Regions from separate parts of the Homo sapiens genome. Here region 1 is linked to region 2. Evidence: read pairs that join two places in POLR2A ChIA-PET (ENCODE). Cell type or tissue: A673. All regions are shown on one strand. Each heading gives the region's core, and the rest is flanking DNA. Links, peaks and the distances in the headings are about the cores only.

The links. Peaks named below come from ENCODE experiments on the same cell type or tissue, not always from the same donor. Only the 100,000 strongest peaks of a DNase experiment are listed, where the experiment ranks them.
Region 1: POLR2A ChIA-PET joins it to region 2 with 5 read pairs; 2 of 35 experiments call an interaction of 5 or more read pairs at or near these places.

Annotation. Positions count from the first base shown.
Region 1 is chr6:17,755,505-17,761,380 of GRCh38, reverse strand. It overlaps a transcript of KIF13A not described here. Among named protein-coding and RNA genes, the nearest start is that of NUP153-AS1, 51 kb to the right of the region's middle. RefSeq lists a silencer at 4,777-4,979. In A673, for the core only: no CTCF peak of the experiment used is centred there; no DNase peak of the experiment used is centred there.
Region 2 is chr6:17,472,410-17,478,285 of GRCh38, reverse strand. All of the region lies in intron 4 of CAP2 (cyclase associated actin cytoskeleton regulatory protein 2), which reads right to left. Among named protein-coding and RNA genes, the nearest start is that of CAP2, 82 kb to the right of the region's middle. In A673, for the core only: no CTCF peak of the experiment used is centred there; a DNase peak (open chromatin) is centred at 2,355; H3K4me3 peaks cover 392 bases.

The DNA.
Region 1 (5,876 bases), core at 365-5,364, 280 kb before region 2:
GGCCAGGCATAGTGGCTCACGCCCGTAGTCCTAGCACTTTGGGGAGACCAGAGCAGGAAGATCGCATGAACCCAGGAGTTTGACACCATCGTGGGCAACATAACGAGACTCTGTCTCTACAAAAATTTAAATGTTTTTTTATTTAATGTATCTGCTACATTGGTTTTAATAAGTTGTTTTGACAGTTTAAAATTTTTTCTGAGAACCATAAGTTTGACTTTGTTCAAACCCCTGAAATGACTTAGACTGCACATCCAGAAGTCACTTTTTTTCCTTAATTTTTACTTTGGTTGTTGCTGTCATTACTTTTCCTTGAAACATCACCTCAGGGCTTTTACAATGTGGATTCCAGCACTGGATTCCATAATAAAACCAATCCTGTGGGTCCCTTCAGGAAGAGCCCCTTTCTTGTGATGGGTGTGGACTGGGCTGAGAGTAGGTGCTGTGGGTGGGGTGGGGAGGTGGGGATGAGAAGCATGAACTCACCAGCCTCTGCATTCCAGGGAGGCACAACCTCACGGTGAGAGCAGCAAGCACCCCTCCTCAGGCCACAGCTTGGCGTCTTTGTTCGCCTGGTCACCTTGGGCAAGCACCAGCCCCATCTCTAAAACATGCTGCCGCCTGGCTGGACCTCAGACCAGAAGCTGGAGAATCCACACCGTGCACTTCCTGGGCCACCTCCTTTCCCCTCCCCAGTGGGAGAAGCGGCACTTTGTCACTTGGGTGAATCAACAGCCTCTGCTTTTTCCAGAAAGCAAGAGAACTGAAAATCCTGGATTAACTAAGTGACAGTATTTTTTTTTGCACTTACTACACACCTCCACTGTATAGAAACCTCTACAGATTCCAACAGACTTTATTCTTGTACAATTTTAATCAGTTCTTACTGTAGAATCTGGAGTCAATGCTCTAATCTGTTTTTTATAAATAATATATATTATGTATATGAAATGTGTATCTATAGTATGTCTGGAGACAGACAAGGCTGCACACTAAAATGCAGATAAAGGTGATTTGTAGAAAATCATAAGGTACTGGACTTCGTTACAAAGCAACTTGGGCGATCTCTTATACATGAGCAGATGAAAAATATTTTATTGCCTAAGAATGAGCTTGCAAATCCCTCTTTGCAGAAAAGGTTATAGAATGCTGTTCTTTATAACCAAAGAACTTACATAAGACAACATTTTTGCTGTCCACTCTTTTGTGTGAACATGTATGTTTGACTGCAAGTTTGGTGCCATAATTCCCTTGGCTACCAAGCCACGTGCTGCCATTCTCTGTCCTTTGTTTCATAAGCACACTGAGAAATCTCACAGCTATATTCTTTGGTCTTCCACCTGCCCCTCCACCTGCTGACTTGACATTGTATTATAACTGTTGACAATGACTGGGGTCCTGACTCCACAGTTGCCTGGACCGTGGCTCAGCCCAGCTGGGCAGGTGGAATGAAGAGAGCCGTATTACTGTAAGAAAACACAAGGACAGCCAGGAGTAGTGGTGGGGTGGGTGGGGTGGGAGGTGTTGATTTTTGTGTGTTTCTGTGTGTGTGGTTTTGTTTTGGATTGGTAGGTTTCACTGTGGCGTGGTTTTGCTGTTGTTATTTTGCTTGATTCTGGAAAATGCTGAGGAGATGGACTGAGCTATGAAGTTCAATGGTTCACCCTTTACCATGTTTGCAGGAGATGATCGAATACAGATGACCCTGCTGTCGTGTCTTCATTTGTAAAATTCTCCTACAAATGGAGACATTGAAGGATTATGTGTATGGAAATTTTTACAAAATTCCTTTCTGTACCTATTCTGTAGATGCCTGTATAATCGGTCTGGATGTACAGCTATAAATGTGTTGTGAGAGCAAGAGAGAGAGAATGGGTAGAGCCTGCTGTACCTTTTTTCTTTTAAATTCTTCGAGTTGGTAAATGAGTAAGATATTGGAAACCTTAATGAAAAGCTGCTGTTCATGATTTGTGTGTATAGTGAGCTGACTGTAGTATTTTACTATTGTCTGTTAAAAAAAGAAAAACTGTAATTTATATCCCCTTTGAACTTTATTGTGTTTAATTGGTACACATTTCTGTGTGTGTGTGTGTGTATGTGTTTTAGAATACAAACTGTGTAATTCAGATTTTAAAACACTAATCATTTGTCTTTAATAACCCTGCCTTTAGTTTCAAATCTAACTTACCATATTTCTATGTGTGCATGTCTCTGCAGTGTTAAAAATAATAATATCAGCATTTATTAGGGGTCAACTGTGTATTAGGCACTGTTCTAAACATTTGATATTCATTATCTCATTTAATCCTCACAGCAACAGACCCATAGGTACTGTGGTCATTAAGTGTTTGACAAGTAGAAAACTGAGGCAGAGAAGTTACTGATGGAGCTGTAGCAAAGCCAGGATGCAGGCCACACTTCGCTTGTCAGTCTCTGTGTTCAGCCTGGTGACATGTCATGGACAGACAGGCCTTTTGAAAACTAGGCACCTTCAGAGGACAGAAGGGTGTGGTGAGTGTCACAAGTTCCAGACAGACCAATCCCATCGTGGTGGAGGGGGGCTATCTGGAGCAGGTAGGACATGGTGTGTTATACCTGTTCACGATGCTTAAATCTTTACAGCAAGCAGCAGTACCCTGCCACCTGTGAAATAGTGGCTAAAAGTAGCTTATTATAAAAATCTTATTTAAAAACAATTATTACAGCATCTTTTCAGAAAAATCTCAGCTGTTCACAATACCCTTTCTGAAGTTACAAAGAATTAGATCTAGCCTGTTCTGGACAGAAGGGTGCCCTGTATAGAGTTCCATGGGAAAGGAGAGAAGGGACCCAAAAAAATCCCAAAACTTATTTGAATTTTAGAGAATGGGTTTGGGAAGTGGAAAGCAGCTATTTAATATTTAAATAAAAGATGACAACTAAACGTATAGTTCAAGAGAAAATGAACAAATCATCATTCCTCTTGCTAGTATGAGACCAGTGGTATTCAGGTCAGTGACATTGTCATCTGTCATTATGACTAAGAACAAACTGGGTTTAGTTCATATTTTATTGGAGAGTTAGAGGCATGTGTTTAACAGTTATTTCCAAGATACAGTAGTGCCAGTGTCAGCACATTTGTTGATAGTTTTTGGACACACATTTTATCATAACAAAAATATAACCTTGTGTTTCTATGGCACCGACTTATGGGGAGAATAGCTGTTTATAAAAATACCTTTGGGGCTACGGCTCGAACTGCGTCCGCTAGCACAGGAGTGGGAGTCATGGGGACCAGCTGCAGCATTCTCATTGTGTCCTCCTGGGGAGAGGAAAGGGTCATTTGGAGCTGCCAGTTTCCCTTCCTGGGGGCCTTTGGGGGTTTGGTGAGAACTGGAAAGAATTTGCTCAAAGGGAAACCAGAAAAGAAGCAGCTCCTGGCTGGGCGACGTGGCTCACGCCTGTAATCCCAGCACTTTGGGAGGCCGAGGTGGGCGGATCACGAGGTCAGGAGATCGAGACCATCCTGGCTAACACGGTGAAACCGCGTCTCTACTAAAAATACAAAAAAATTAGCCGGGCTTGATGGCGGCGCCTGTAGTCCCAGCTACTCGGGAGGCTGAGGCAGGAGAATCGCGTGAACCCAGGAGGTGGAGCTTGCAGTGAGCCGAGATCACGCCACTGCACTCCAGTCTGGGCGACAGAGCAAGACTCCATCTCAAAAAAAAAAAAAAAAAAAAAAAAAGCAGCTCCTTACCTAAAAAGTTCATTTTGCCTCGGTTGTGAGTTCTTTCATTAAGAATAGATAAATTCTGGCCGGGCGCAGTGACTCACGTCTGTAATCCCAGCGCTTTGGGAGGCCAAGGCAGGTGGATCACCTGAGGTCAGGAGTTCGGGACCAGCCTGGCCAACATGGTGAAATCCCATCTCTGCTAAAAATACAAAACTTACCCGGGCATGGTGGTGCACGCCTATAGTCCCAGCTGCTCAGGAGGCTGAGGCAGGAGAATCATTCAAACCCGGGAGGTGGAGGTTGCAGTGAGCCGAGATCACGCCACTGCACTCCAGCCTGGGCAACAGAGTGAGACTCTATCTCAAAAAAAAAAAAAAAAAAAAAAAAAAAATATATATATATATATATAATTTCCATTATGCCACATGATTCAAAACCAAAGAATGTAGAGCCTGAAAAAAACCAACAGTTGGGAGTAGCTTCCTTGGGAATAATGCCGTCTGCTAGACCAGCTTTTCTAGGCACTACGTTCCTTTTTTTTTTTTTTTTTTTTTTTTTTTGGAGACAAAGTCTTACTCTCGTGTAGGCTGGAGTGCAGCAGCGCAATCTCAGCCTCACTGCAACTTCTGCCCCCAGGGTTCAAGCAATTCTCCTGCCTCAGCCTCCCTAGTAGCTGGGATTACAGGTGCCCGCCACCACACCCAGCTAATTTTTGTATTTTCAGTAGAGACAGGGTTTCACCATGTTGGCCAGGCTGGTCTCGATCTCCTGACCTCAGGTGATCCACCCACCTTGGCCTCCCAAAGTGCTGGGATTACAGGCATGAGCCACCACGCCTGGCCGACACTACGTTCTTTAAGGAACAAGGCTACGATCCATTTAAAGAAGATTTGTAACATCTAATAGGATACAAAGGAAATCATCGCTAGGTGACCATGAAGATTCTTTTTTTTTTTTTTGAGGCGGAGTCTCACTCTGTCGCCCAGGCTGGAGTGCAGTGGCCGGTCTCGGCTCACTGCAAGCTCTGCCTCCCGGGTTCAAGCCATTCTCCTGCCTCAGCCTCCTGAGTAGCTGGGACTACAGGCGCCCACCACCATGCCCAGCTAATTTTTGTATTTTTTAGTAGAGACAAGGTTTCACCGTGTCAGCCAGGATGGTCTCGATCTCCTGACCTTGTGATCTGCCCGCCTTGGCCTCCCAAAGTGCTGGGATTACAGGCGTGAGCCACTGCGCCCGGCCTGAAGATTCTTTGATTTTTTTTTAAAAAAGGCAAAAATAAGGTCTGGTTAGAGAATGAAAAATATCTACATCTCAGAACAACTCTATTTAATCTAAAAAGCTCCCTACAATTGCCAGCCTATTTGCAGTCTCTTAATATGCCCACTACCCTTTCAGCCAGTACATGAGAAAATATTTTTGGTCCCACAGGATATAGAAGATAAGATTTTTTTAATTTTTTTTTGGAATCTGTCACTGAATTATATTTCAGATGCAGACACTGTGGTATTTCCGTGTTTGTGATATTTACTGTGCAGTTTGTCGTTAACAACTTGCATGGAGTAGGGCGCCATAGAATTTGCCTTAGTGTTTCAGTTCAAATAGAGATCCTAATTCAAATGTCATAACTCAAATTCAAACACAGTATGCTTGTTGTAGAATTTATCAGGTTTGCTGATGATTCCTTTTTTATTAAAATTTTTGCGGGGATAATATATTGTAACAGTCTTTGCAGCTACAGAGAACAGGACAGGCCATCAGGGTATATTTCCCAAGTATCTGACCGAAAACCTAAGCAAGAGAAGTGAGACAAACCATCTAATCTGTATCCTCCCACTAACAGGCTGCGTCATTTTGGATTTCCGAGGTCCGTGTCCTTCTAAATAAAATGAGGAGATGAGACAAGAGCAGCGGTTCTCAAAGTGTAGTTGGAGAGGGGGCGGTCCTCAGACTTTCAATGATAGCCAAGGTCAAAGCTCTTTTTATAATACTAATACATCATTTGTCTTTTTCACTCTATTTCTTTCATGAGTATGGACAGGAGTTTTCCAGAGGCTACCTCACGTGTGATATTTTAACAGACTAAATGCACAGCAGCTTTGGGAATCCAGCTTTCATCTATTAAGTCAGACATTAGATTTACAAAAATGTAAAATAATGCCACTCT
Region 2 (5,876 bases), core at 375-5,374:
GTGCACGTCTGTGGTCCCAGCTACTCGAGAGGCTGAGGCGGGAGGATCATTTGAGCCTGGGAGGCGGTGGTTGCAGTTAGCTAAGATCACGCTACTGCACTCCAGCTTGGGTAACAGAGCAAGACCTTGTCTCAAGGAAAAAAAGCAACCGAGGGGTCATTATAGGATTGCAATAGATACAGCCTATCTAAAAGAGTAAATGTTTATGACCCAAGCAACATAAAATTTTATATATTATACATAATTATTATTAATGATATATAATTAATATATTTATATATATTATATATATTTCATATATATGAAAAGTGGAAAATGCAAGAAGTAAAGTTAGTAATTATATAAGTTAAAACTCTGTTTAGGACATACCTGAACAACTAAACAAAGAACAGAAGCAAAGTTAAAAATTGTAATCATTAAGAAGAAACTAACAGTTACATGAAACAACCTAAATGACAGGATTACATTTAAATCACAGTTTCTTTTCAAGAAAAATAGATCTTCCCCCAAAATTAATCACAAAGATCTATGCTATTCCTTATATACATGGGAACAATAGTTTTTTCACAAGCAATCGATAGGTCAGGACATAATTATGGGGAGGTTTCAATGATGATCTTGTTAAGTATGAATCTCCTCTGTGCATCCCCTAAATATGGGGAGGAAACCCTCTTCCAGACTCCTTGAGTTTCTCTTACTGTAAAAAGTAATTAGGGTTGACTTTCCACAGACAGAAAGACAAGAGGAGGTTTTCAGAGACTCATTTAATAAGTGATCTTGGGAAAAGATCTTAATCATCTTAAATATCTGGGGTCTGGCTGGTTTTGGATGGTTTATTCATTTTGTCTCCTGTTGAGCACTCGTTATGAGCACTGGACACAGATAGTCAATGTAAAGGAAACAACTAAGTTTAGGGTAACCTGACTCAAAATAAAGGTGCAAAAATAAGTCAAGGAAATGAAAGTGGCCGGATGACATGCTGTAACAGCGCAGGCAGCCCTGCATCTCACAGTTACACTCTTTTCATTACTGCCTTGCTACTAATTAACACCTACACTTCAGCTTCCCTGCCTTGGAGGCTGCAAAAGATGGAGAAAGAAAGAAGAAAATAAGGCCGGGCACGGTGGCTCACGCCTGTAATCCCAGCACTTTGGGAGGCCGAAAGGCCGGGCAGATCACCTGAGGTCAGGAGATTGAGACCATTCTGGCCAACATGGTGAAACCCCGTCTCTACTAAAAATACAAAAAATTAGCTGGGAGTGGCTACACACCTGTAGTCCCAGCTACTCGGGAGGCTGAGGCAGGAGGATCACTTGAACCCGAGAGGCAGAGGTTGCAGTGAGCCGAGATTGCGCCACTGCACTCCAGCCTGGGCAGCAGAGCGAGATTCCATCTCAAAAAAAAAAAAAAAAAAAAAAAAAGAAGTAAGAAAATAAGACCAAAGCAGTTCAGAGAAGTATTGTGGGAAAAAGTTCTAAGGTGCATAGCCACATGATCAGCTCACAACTCCCTCCCTCATTCTAACTGACAAGCCACAGGGATAGGATTATCTTTCTCTATCCTCTCTCCTCACATACTTCCCGTTGTTCTCGTCTTTCTCCTTTTCCCATTTAAGCCTTGGGAGATGGCAGAACAAAGAAAAGTTGAATGAAAAGACCAGTGCCAAGGGAGCCCTCCCCAGTGCACTCCTGGGTACAGCCTCAGAATGCTGTGATTCTTTGATTGTTACTTCTGAAAAAGATAATCCAATCTCAAGCGTGGTATTAGAGAATTACAGAATGATTTTGAACATATCTGTCCAGGCCAGAGAAATGCTGTCAAGAGAGGAAAAGACAAGAGCTCTCACTTAATCACAAAAAACATTTTAAAAATATGGGTGGTCCAGTGCTTTTCTATGAAAAGACATTTCAAATTCTAAAGAGTCAAATAAAATTATTATTGATGATTATTTACTATGGCCATCCATCATCAGCTTCAGATAGGTAAGTTATGATATAGACTTTTTTATGAGCTGTACTGCAGTTAGAATTCATTAGCAACTCTTATAATCAACGTAAACACTGTATTTTAACCACTTTACAGGACATGGAGCCACATTTTCCCATTTTAAATAATCAGAAAGATTTTAGTTGTATCTTGGTTTGTATGATGTATAGTTTGTCCTGTCTGTGCTTAATTTGCTGTCAAGCTGGTAAAATATGAAGCTTCAAATTACAACCCTGCTCGTATGGGAAATATAATCCAATTATGACTATCCAAGAGGAATCCTGTACACATTCAACTATAGGATATTCAGCCAAAGAAAATGATGGGACTCCTGTTGTTCAAGTCATTTAAATCCAATTTGTGTGATGTGTTGGTCATTATTCTATATAGAGATTCCATCTGCACAGAGACAGGATAAACCCTGAAGTTCTTCTGCGCTGCAGTTTCTGTAGTTCAAGCTGCATAATTACCATCTTCAGAGGACTGACATTGGACATTCACAACAATTTCATTGCCTGAAGAAAGTACCGTTTTCCACAATTTACATGAAAACTCTGCACAGGGAAGAATCCATCTAATTGGAACATTTTTCAGCAGCATTTAAATATCAGGCCAGCTGGATCTCCACAGCCCATGTGAATTTAATCAGCACATTCTTCCCAGAACCTATATTCTATAATCATTGAAGGCTTGAGCGACATCTGTCACCCAAATCTGGTTGCCGTCATTTCTCATCGTTAGCGCCACACATCTAGAAATGAACCATTCCGTGGTCCCTTCCAAGGCATTCATTTAGTAAAAGGGGGTGTAAGAGAAACAAACCTTTGAAATGAAATGCCTCACCAACACTATCTCGCTTGTTCTTCTCTAATCTTCCCATTTCCCATAAGGAATACTCTTTCAAGGCTGATCCAGGACTTACATGTTACCAGTTATGCTGTCAATTGATAACTAAGTCCTTACCAAATACACCTCCAAATATCAAGTTCCTTTTCAGTAAAAGATAACAGCATCACCAAACGACAATGTCCCTCCTTCACTCAGTTCCCTTCCCTGAACCACTGTAATCCATGAACCTAGCTTTTCTTTCTTTTTTTTTTTTTTTGAGATGGAGTCTTGCTCTGCTGCGCAGGCTGAAGTGCAGTGGTGCGATCTCAGCTCACTGCAACCTCCGCCTCCCAGGTTCAAGTGATTCTCCTGCCTCAGCCTCCTGAGTAGCTGGGATTACAGGCGCACGTCACCACATCCAGCTAATTTTTGTATTTTTAGTAGAGACGGGGTTTCACTATGTTGGTCAGGCTGGTCTCAAACTCCTGACCTTGTGATCCGCCCGCCTCGGCCTCCCAAAGTGCTGGGATTGCAGGTGTGAGTTACTGTGCCTGGCCGAACCTAGCTTTTATTCCTCAAACAAAACAAGTGACTCGGAACCCGAGCCTCTCTTCTCATCAAACTTGGCATCTAATAAAAAATATTGTGAAGACCACAATATGTCAGAAAAGCAAAGAGATATCAACTCTAAAGATCCCTGAGGCTCTGCAAATCTTGTTGAGGGGATGGAAAATATGCACAAAAAAATAACAGTAGAAGTGTTTCTAAAATAACAGTTATTTCAGAAGTTACTTGTTGTTTGACAGAGACTACTACATAGGTGCTGAGGAAGTTCAAATAACATCATCCCGACCTTATTTTCCAAAGTATGTTCTCATACAAATGAAATAATAGATGCAGACGTGCTAAGTGCTCTGACTACTATAGAGTAGGCATGCGATAAATACTTAGTGAAAGAAAAGCCTGAAAAATAAATTAATGGAGTTGAGGAAATTAAAGAGGGCTGCAGTATGTAAGATGAACAAGGCCTGACAAAGATCTGAAGCAACTACTTACAGGCAAATTTATCTAACAAACGATTCCAGATATGGAAACACTAGTTCTCAAAGCAGTGGATGAACCAAAACCTGACATGCCCATTTTTTTTTTCCTGTTTAGTTATGGGAAAAAAATATCAAACAAGAAGGACATTTTCGAGGTGTTTGCCACTATAAACTTAAGCATGAAGCTGCACTAGGGGAACGGATTTGGAGAATAGAACAAAAAAAAAAAAAAAAAAAAAAAAAGACTGTTTTTTTCCTCTGTCTTGATTAGTTTGAAAAATGTCTTTCCTCTTAAATAAACAGACATCAGCTAATCAGGGGAGGGGCTAAAAAATGGAAAATGGTAAACTTTGGTCTTTATTATTCTGGCAATGTTGACTAGCTAGTTCAAAATTTTGTTTTCAAATCTCTGGAAGGCAGAGTGTATTTCAATTAGCTTGGTTTACAGCAGTTTGTCTTCTCCTAAAGACAATTATATAAAATTTATTTAGATTATTTGTAGTTTTAGTACTTATGGAAGTGCCTGCATTTTCAATTAAGAGCTAAATATACAAATTAAAAGTACTGCACAGTGAAGCTTCAATCGAGCCCTCACTGGTTGGTGCACATAAACACTAATATCAAATGATGGTTTTGTCATGTGATCCACCCCCCAGCACATACAAATATAGAACATGACCATAAAAAGTAACGAACCATGCCCTCTGCTAAGTAATTTATGACAGCAGATCCAGACTGGAATGCCAGCTGGAATTACCTTCTCCTTGCCTTCAATTTTCACATATACAGCTTTGTACAGATGACAGAAGCTATGTTCTGCAAAGAGGATCTAAGTTAAGGCTGCTGAAACAATTAACAAGTAGCAAATCCAAATAAAAGGTCAAAATATGTTTGGCTTTTAAAAAGATTTGTTGAATGACACAGTGACCTCTTTCTAAATTACTTTTTGATTCAGGTCATGAGAGAAAAACTTGCAACTCTTACACTTTTTATATCAGATTGATGGTGGCTAAGCAAGCAAATATTGAGCTTCACAGTGTAAAATGATAGATCGTTGATAATTATTTTATTAAAAACACAAAGTGACCTCAATATTTAACTAAATGGAGAATAAAAAATTCCCTAGTCAAATATTAGTACATACACAGTTTTATCATTTATGTAGCATTTGCCATCAAGGCAGTCTGGAATTCTAACGAACTTAGTATGGAACAGTTGATCAAACAAAGGATATTATCCTTCTTTATTAACCTTTACCCCTCAGATAATCTCTTGAATCCCCAGGGTGTGATAACCACCTCACTTCCTTTGGGCAGCCATTCATTATCTAATTCATGTCTTATACAAAGAGAGATGAGCTAATGTGCCTTATCAGATTAAAAAAAAAAAAAGGTCACCATGAGTGATGTTCCAACAGGACAGGATCTTAGCAAATCCCTTCTGCCTCCACAGTCCTGGGTTTCTAAATACCTATAAAGCTACCAACTCATAGTCACAGCTCACAGGCTCACCCACAGCTTTATGTTGCTAAAGCAAACAGTCTGGGCAGAAGAATGACAGAATTACTCTCTTTTCTGATTACCTCCCTCTCTGCATCCTGATAAACTAATGATTAGCTTTCCTGTTGGGATTCAGCCCTGACTGGGTAGCTTCAGGCTGTCAACTCAAGCAAACCCTGATGATATCACACAAACCCCTGCCTCTCCTTCCTTCCTTGGTGTTTTATTGTGTGTTAACCAGCATCTACATCCAGCACGGGCAGTAGCCGTCACATGCTAGCCACCATGTAATTACCAAGGTAATTCTCTTGCCATTGGAAGGCTCATAGGAAAAGGAAAAAAGCCTTCTTTTTGCCTCACTTCTCCACCTTCTGCTACTCAGAAAGCTGCTGTTTACATAAAAGCAATCTTGTAAGTATCAGAATGCAATTGGTTTTTACCTATACTACATAAATTATATTTAAGCAGATATTTTAGTTGAACTTAAACTAATACACTTCTCCAGAAATTAAAAGCATAT